3 separate regions of the Homo sapiens genome follow, and regions 2 and 3 are each linked to region 1. A link is a contact called in ENCODE Hi-C or POLR2A ChIA-PET data. All regions are on one chromosome and are shown on one strand. The core of a region is the stretch at or near the end of the contact, and the rest is flanking DNA. Distances in the headings are between cores, read along the strand shown. Region 1 overlaps LOC101927759 (a long non-coding RNA gene). Region 2 has its middle 8.7 kb from the start of MIR4645. Region 3 has its middle 5.2 kb from the start of TUBB2A.

The links. A loop is a pair of places that touch in the nucleus more often than their neighbours do. ChIA-PET counts read pairs that join two places held with the same protein, here RNA polymerase II (POLR2A). Pooled maps may share reads with other maps.
Region 2: a loop to region 1 is called in a pooled map, with 3 times the contacts of the local background. The contact joins two enhancer-like sites. A Hi-C loop is called at or near these places in 1 of 37 single-sample maps with no recorded cell type and 5 of 50 pooled maps. POLR2A ChIA-PET finds 5 or more read pairs at or near these places in 9 of 52 experiments (CD4-positive, alpha-beta T cell, HEK293, T-cell and 6 more).
Region 3: a loop to region 1 is called in a pooled map, with 2.4 times the contacts of the local background. The contact joins two enhancer-like sites. A Hi-C loop is called at or near these places in 4 of 50 pooled maps. POLR2A ChIA-PET finds 5 or more read pairs at or near these places in 7 of 52 experiments (A673, CD4-positive, alpha-beta T cell, HCT116 and 4 more).

Annotation. Positions count from the first base shown.
Region 1 is chr6:3,025,860-3,028,458 of GRCh38, forward strand. LOC101927759 (a long non-coding RNA gene) reads left to right here. Exons shown (of 3, transcript NR_152848.1): 2 at 894-1,012; 3 at 1,086-1,575. Among named protein-coding and RNA genes, the nearest start is that of NQO2, 27 kb to the left of the region's middle. RefSeq lists enhancers at 21-130, 1,099-1,258. Within about 2 kb of position 1,317, at least 11 of the 41 ENCODE cell types and tissues checked have a DNase peak (open chromatin) inside an H3K27ac peak, as active enhancers do; they include CD4-positive, alpha-beta T cell, where a contact is called at or near this core.
Region 2 is chr6:2,861,546-2,864,045 of GRCh38, forward strand. It overlaps the pseudogene SERPINB9P1. Among named protein-coding and RNA genes, the nearest start is that of MIR4645, 8.7 kb to the left of the region's middle. RefSeq lists an enhancer at 1,160-1,489. Within about 2 kb of position 1,251, at least 8 of the 41 ENCODE cell types and tissues checked have a DNase peak (open chromatin) inside an H3K27ac peak, as active enhancers do; they include CD4-positive, alpha-beta T cell, where a contact is called at or near this core.
Region 3 is chr6:3,161,420-3,164,018 of GRCh38, forward strand. No RefSeq gene overlaps it. Among named protein-coding and RNA genes, the nearest start is that of TUBB2A, 5.2 kb to the left of the region's middle. RefSeq lists a cis regulatory region at 1,095-1,987, an enhancer at 1,153-1,963 and silencers at 1,238-1,627, 1,718-1,777. Within about 2 kb of position 1,277, at least 36 of the 41 ENCODE cell types and tissues checked have a DNase peak (open chromatin) inside an H3K27ac peak, as active enhancers do; they include CD4-positive, alpha-beta T cell, where a contact is called at or near this core.

The DNA of each region.
Region 1 (2,599 bases), core at 67-2,566:
CCAGGGAGTGAGACTGAACTCAGGGGTTCATTGGACCTATCAGGAAAGAGAGACCTTTCTTGTTTCTGGACTTGGAGCTGTGATGAAGTAAGTGGGTCAGGGGCCAACACATAGACAGCGTTGGCCTACAAATGCAGCCCAGGCAGAGGACGGTGCAGCCAAGCCACACAGAGAGACAACTTCCTAGTGACACGCTGTGAACTCCTGCATCCACCCCTGCCTGAACTGGAGCTTTTCCTCTTCAGCTCTTCAGTTATGTGAGGCAAGATGTTGCCTTTTTTGCTTAATGCTGTGAGTTGAGTGTACAGCAGTTACAATCAAAGAATCCTAAATAATGCTGCAAGCATGGTGACTATCTACATGGGAATATGCAGTACTCCAGTGAAGACAAAACATAAATTAATTTTGGAATCTGATGACCATAATCTAAAAACATTCATAGAGGTATATAAAAATTATAACAAAATTTAAAGTAGCATATCTCCTCATGAAGCAGGTTAAGTGTATACACAAAGAAGGAGGAGGAAAAGGTGAGAAAGAATCTGCCCTTGTGGGGAAGTGACAGAGGCAGAAGAGGCTGATGCAGTCCTGCATCCAGGCCCAGCTCTGCCAGCAGCTGAGTACCCCTGAACAAGCTCCCCCACCTCTTCGGGCCTCACTTTCCCCATCTATGAAAGAAAGGGAGTCTAGCTTCCATAGCTGCCCCAGCTGATACGCAAGGTGCCAGTGTGTCCTCAGTCCTGTCAGGAGAAACCTTCCCCACTAGAATCCCAGGAGGAGCTTGAAATCCTGTCTGGGATCCTGACGGCCCAGGTGCTGACCCTGCCTCGGGTTGTGTCTGCTAAGAAGTCTGATTTCTGCTCATCTCTCCCCATTTCTTTCTTCCCATAAAGTGGGCTGATGCGCTGGAACGTCGATGCAGCCAGTGATGTGTTTGATGAGAATGTATTGAGAGTAAAGCTGCCCAGAATCCAAGTGTGTGTCATCTGAACTCTTGAATCATGGATGGAAGGTATGTCCTCTGTTGATGTCTCGCAGCCTGAGCTGACAATCTGTAAGAAGGTTTTGTTATCTTCATGTTACAGATGGTGAACCGAAACTTACAGAGCTCAAGTCACTTGACCAGGCTCCACCCCTACAAGAGGCAGCACGCAAACTAAAAACCAGGCGGCCTTTTCCAAAGCTTGTGCTCTGCTCCACTGCTGGAAGGAACCCTTCGGGGAATTGAAGCAGCACTGAACAAAGGCCATTTTTAAGAAGCGACACCAGAAACCTAAGGCGGGGTCCCCGGCTCAACAAGGATCTCATGTTTTGTGGGTCAGAGATTCTTGTGTCGTGTCTGGGTGAGGTCAAAAACCATGCAGAGACTTTCACTTCCTGTTCTGTGGCAGACAAGACATCTGAAAAGCTCTCCTGCAGCAACACTTCTAGATGCCAAGTAAATCACAGCAAGTGCACTTTTAAATGTGTTACTAAGATCATAAAAATGAAGGAAAATGCCCAAGCATATCCCCAACCCCTCACCCCACAACCACCACCACCACAATAAACAAGTTGCTGACAGTGGATTGGCAAGCGAGAGTGGAACCTTAGGCTGCGTTGGCATCAAATACTAATAACCAAGCAAAAGGGAGCAAGACCAGGCCTGGGGGCTGTGCCATTGAGAGGTGACCGCGTGCTGGCAGTCCTCACAGCCCTCGTTCGCTCTCGGCGCCTGCTCTGCCTGGGCTCCCACTTCGGCGGCACTTGAGGAGCCCTTCAGCCCGCCGCTGCACTGTGGGAGCCCCTTTCTGGGCTGGCCAAGGCCGGAGCCGGCTCCCTCAGCTTGCAGGGAGGTGTGCAGAGAGAGGCGCGAGCGGGAACCGGGGCTGCGCGCGACGCTTGCGGGGCAGCTGGAGTTCCGGGTGGGCGTGGGCTTGGCGGGCCCCGCACTCAGAGCAGCCGGGCGGCCCTGTCGGCCCCGGGCAATAAGGGCTTAGCACCCGGGCCAGCGGCTGCGGAGGATGTACTGGGTCCCCCAGCAGTGCCAGCCCACGGGCGCTGCGCTCGATTTCTCGCCGGGCTTTAGCTGCCTTCCCGCGGGGCAGGGCTCGGGACCTGCAGCCCGCCATGCCTGAGCCTCCCCCACTCTCCGTGAGCTACTGGGCAGCCCAAGCCTCCCCCAAGAGCGCCGCCTCCTGCTCCAGGCGCCCAGTCCCATCAACCACCCAAGGGCTGAGAAGTGCAGGCACAGGGCGCGGGACTGGCAGGCAGCTCCACCTGGGTGAAGCCAGCTGGGCTCCTGAGTGTGGTGGGGACGTGGAGAACCTTTATGTCTAGCTCAGGGATTGTAAACACACCAATTGGCACTCTGTATCTACCTCAAAGTTTGTAAACACACCAATCAGCACCCTGTGTCTAGCTCAGGGTTTGTGAATGCACCAATCCACACTCTGTATCTAGCTATTCTGGTGGGGCCTTGGAGAACCTTTATGTCTAGCTCAGGGATTGTAAACGCACCAATCAGCACCCTGTCAAAACAGACCACTTGGCTCTACCAATCAGCAGGATGTGGGTGGGGCCAGATAAGAGTATAAAAGCAGGCTGCCCTAGCCAGCAA
Region 2 (2,500 bases), core at 1-2,500, 160 kb before region 1:
GTCTGCAGCTTGCCTCCTGAGCCAGCAAGACCGTGAACCCACCAGAAAAAAAAAACTCCAAATACATCTGAACATCAATAAAGGACAGACTCCAGATGTGCCACCTTAAGTGCTATAACACATCATGAGGGTCTGCGGTTTTGTTCTTGAAGTCAGTGAGACCAAAACCCCACCAATTCCCGGTCACAAAAGGGTATAAAGTTTGAATTATGGGTTGAGCATTCTGGCTCACACCTGTAATCTCAGTACTTTGAGTGGCTGAAGTGGAAAGATAAGTTGAACACAGGTGGGGGAGGTAGCAGTGAGCTGAGATCACACCACTGCATTTCAGCCTGCGTGACAGACTACCTCAAAAAGTTTAAGGTACTCAAAGTTAACACATTTTGGAAATCTAAGGTACAGCATGGCTATGAAAGTTCATGAGAATGTATGCTTGAGATGTGCTAAGAGTAGATCCTGAATGTTCTCATCACATACACAAATGATAAGTAAATGTGGAGGATATGTTAATTTGCTTGACTATGGTGATCATTTCACAATGTATCTGTATTTATGGTTTAAATGTTTGTTCCCTCCCAAACTCATGTTGAAATTTAATTACCACTGTAACAGTATTAAGAGGTGAGACCTTTAAGAGGTGATCAGATCATGAGGGCTCTGCCCATATGAATGGATTAATGCATTTATCTGGGGAGTGGATTCCTTATAAAAGGACAATTTGGGCCTTCTTTTGTCTCTCATCCTCTCTTGCCTTCCACCTTCCACCATGGGACGAGGCAGCAAGAAGGCCTTCACCAGATGCCAGACCCTCAATCTTGGATTCCCTGCCTCCAGAACTGTGAGGAAATAAATTTCTGTTCTTTATAAATTACCTAGTCTGTGGTATTCTGTTATAGCAGCACAAAATGGACTAAGACATATATCAAAACATCACATTGTACATTGCAAATGTATACAATTTTTGTTTGTCAACTATACCTCAAGAAAGCTAGAAAAAATCAAATAGTCAAATGGATCTAAAGTGTTTCTAAGTAGCAAAAGTGCTTTACACATCTATTTTGTTACCATGTTCTATGTCATATTGAAGGTGGGCTTGCCTTTCCACCTTTGGAGTGGATCATAAAGTCCTTGAAGAATGGTCTTCCCACAGTATTCAGCACACAGGAGTACCCAAGACATTTGTGTAGAGTTCCTCTGAATTAAAGCTGATGTCAACAACACTTCAGATGTCACCAGAGGGTAGGCAGGGCTGCAGAGTCACCCACCTTCAAGGATGATGCTCCAGTCATACCCAATGTGAAAGGTGTCCCCTGGAGCCATGCAAACAAATGAGGTGGCCCCAAGAACAGGATCCTAACATCTCAGGAAGTCAGTCGGCCTTGCTTGGCCACAACTTGAGTTGCACTTAATTTTTAAACTACCATTAATCCCCCAAAACAGGTGGTGAGAAGGTATTTTATATATGAGTGTAACGGCTTTGTTCTCATTCTAAAAGAAAGCAGATGTTATTCAAATCAGATGACCACAACCAGATGACGGAAAGGGGAAGGCAAAATGTTTTAACTTATTAAAAATATAAACTTGACTCAGAATACTCACATGATTCAGCTAAAGAGAAAATCATCTCTGGTGTTTAGGCACTCATTTGCATTTAAAAACCCAAAAGGAATCATTGTGACGAATTGTTGATATTAATATTTGTATTAACTGTCTAGGGCTGCCATACATAACAAAGTACTTTAGGCTGGGCAGCTTAAACAACAGAAAGGTATTTATTGTCTCATTTCTGAGGGCTGAAAGTCTAAGATCAAGGTGTCAGTAAGGTGGGTTCCTTCTTGGGACTCAGAGGGAGAATATGTTCCAGGCCTCCCTCCTTAACTTGCAGATGGCCCTCCTCTCTCTATAGCTCTTTAGTGTTTTCCCTCTGTATGTGTCCGTGTCCAAATTAACCCTTTTATAAGGACGCCAGTCATATTGGGTGACCTAATGACCTCATTTTGCCTTAATTACCCCTGTAAAAACCCTGTCTCCAAATACAGTCACATTCCAAGATACTGGAGGTTAGGAATTTAACATATGAATTGAGGGGAGTGAAGAACAACCCAATCCAGCCCATGACAGTGTCCTAGTGTTTCAAGACAGTTTCTGCACAGATAGACATGGAGACATCGTTCTATCCTTACCTTGCTGATTTTAAGACTCCCTACCCCACACACAAGTTGCTGCTGTTGTTTATTTAATAAAACTGTGTAGATCACTTTCCTTTGAAACACTGATGCACAGCTGTGGAAGGTGGGGTATCTGGGATTACATGCCGACATCCAACCTCGCTGGACCTATCCGGCCCCAGGCATTGCACCAAGGACTGAGATACACTCGTGGATTTAATCATCCAAACACATCTCCTAGGAGGAAGGCCATACATGATCCCCCCAGGCTGAGGCTTCTTAAGGCTCCCCAAGGGGAGGTGGACTTGACACACTGAATACAGGATCACTCC
Region 3 (2,599 bases), core at 27-2,526, 140 kb after region 1:
GACTATAATAATACAGAGTAAATATATAGAAGATTTTTAGCCACTTTCTGGAATGGGCCATGCCCCAGAATGTGACATTCATATTACAAGTGTCGATCTGGGGCCTTTCAAAACTGAAGATGTCATTTTTTGTTTTTTTTTGAAATGGAGTCTCGACTAGGCTGGAGTGCAGTGGCATGATCTTCGCTCATTGCAACCTCTGCCTCCCAGGCTCAAGCGATCCTCTCGCTTTAGCCTGCCGAGTACCTGGGATTACAGGCGTGCACCACCATGCCTGATTAATTTTTGTATTTTTAGTAGAGGCAGCGTTTCACCATGTTGGCCAGGCTGGTCTCAAAGATGTTATTCTTGATGTCAAATTCTCATTAAGCTATAACCCCCCAAGTTTTTTTTAAATACATACAATGTACACAGCAATTATATATACATATATCTTATATACATATTTCCTGATTATAAAATTAGAAACACTTAGAAAGTACTAAAGAGCACAAGTGTATCCCCTGTTCTCGAGATTTTTTTAAATGCTTGATGTATTATATTCCTTTGTGTTTTTCCTATTCATGGGCTGTTTAGGTGTTTTTGTTCCTTTATAACTTTTTTTTTTTTGCCTTCAACATTAAGAGTGAAGAAATACTATATCTTCTTCTGCTATGACTTAGACATAATCTCACAAATTCTCAAAAATATGTAACCTACTCCCAACTGTCATTCTCCCCATAATCTGAGGTGTCCAGAGCATACCGAATTATCTACAGAGCAAACTCATCTCTGCTTCCCATGACTAAGGCCGTTTAGAGGACTCAGTGCCCTCCTGCCGCGTTCCCTGACTGTTGAAAAGCACAGGGCCTAGAGTTGATGGACTGGGTGCAAATCCTCACTGTCACTTCTTAGCTGTGTGACCTCGGCAAGTTACTTAACCTCTCTCTGCCTTAGTTGCCTCATCTGTAAAGTGACAGTAATAATAGTACCCGCTTCCTGGGGTTGTGATAAAGACTGAATGAATATGTGAAAGCACTCACAATACCACCTGCCCCACAGTGTTATATAAATATTAGCTATTATAACGGGTTAATCCCGTCCTCCCCCCACTCCCTCCCTCCCTCCCTTTTTTTCTCCCTCCTTCCCCTCCCTCCCTGGAGCTCTTCTGGAATCAGGACTCAACTCCAGAGCCACTTGCGAGGCTCCCATGCGGCGAGACTGCGGTCTCCGCTGGCCGCACGCTCTTCTGCATACAGCTCCGCACTACACTCCTCTCCCCTAATCCCGAGGCTGGCGCTGCAGAGTGAGCGAGCGCAGGATCGCTAAGCGCGAGCCGAGGCGCCATCGGAACACTCTTGCCCCCACCCAGACGTCGAGTCTGCAGGTCCAGGGCAGAGGGCGCTGGGCGGCGCCGGGAGGCGCGAGGCACCCGGGAGAGCCGGCTCCGTGGCTTCCTACTACCTGACCCCCTGACCACCTAGTTCTGGAGCCAGGCTTCTTCACCCTTCGCCAGGTCTGGGCTGCCAGGGACTCGGGGTGGGGCCGCCACGCTGCCTTCTCCTTCCGTCCGGAGCGCCGGGGCGCGCGACCCGCTCCGTTTCACGCTCTAGGCAAACGGTAGTTCGGGAAAGGCTGAGCTTCGCCCCCTCCCCGCGGTGAGAGCGCGGCGCGGCGGGGCGGGGCCTCCTGCGGGCGGGAGAGGCACCGGGGTCCAGGGGCCGCGGCGCAGGGGGAGGGCGGGGCTGTGCCCCCCGGAGGCCCTGCCCGCCCCGCCCCGCCCCGCCCCGCCCCAAGACCCGGGTTCCCCCTGGAGGCCGCCACCGCCCGTCCCTGCCCGTCGCCGGCAAGGCCTGAGCCTCTGTCTCAAGATCGGACGGCCTTTGCAGCGGGAGCACCAACCAACCCCACAAATTCATGAAATACTAGGCGGGAGATGCGCTCAAAATAGGACGTGCCTTTTGTTTTTTGTAGCTATAAGAGAATATCGAAGTACTTTTTTTTTTTTTTTTTTTTGAGATGGAGTCTTGGTCTGTCACCCAGGCTGGAGTGCGGTGGCGCAATTTGGGCTCACTGCAACCTCCGTCTCCGCCTAACAGCCCTGTCGTACAAAAATAACAATAGGGAACATCTGAATAGGGGGTGGGCTAATTTTGTTAAATTTACTTTTTGATGCCCCCACGTTTTGTTGCTAGTGTTAATGAAATGCCACCAATGGCTGGCTTAAATGTAGTGCTGCCAATGTATATATTCTGTGTCTCTTCTCAGTTAGGAAGAACATTTGTTACTTCCACTACCTAAAGTTTGCCCGGCATGGTCAGTTTTACCAGTAGTCACCACAAGCACACTGCTAATTAGTTTTCCAGACCTAAGGAAACGTTTGAGATCAGGATTGGGATGTGGGGGGTGTAGGGGGAGTAATGACCCCAAAATAAAAGGAAAATTGCAATAGTAAAATGAATGTTTATTTAAATGTCTACAGAATATATCATGTCAATTAGTCAAAGACAACTCAACTTTTATATTGTAATGTATAAATTATACTTAATGTAAAAAGTTAAAATAGAAAATGAAACATATCTAATATGATATGGGACAGTTCCTCCAAAAGAGTGCCAGC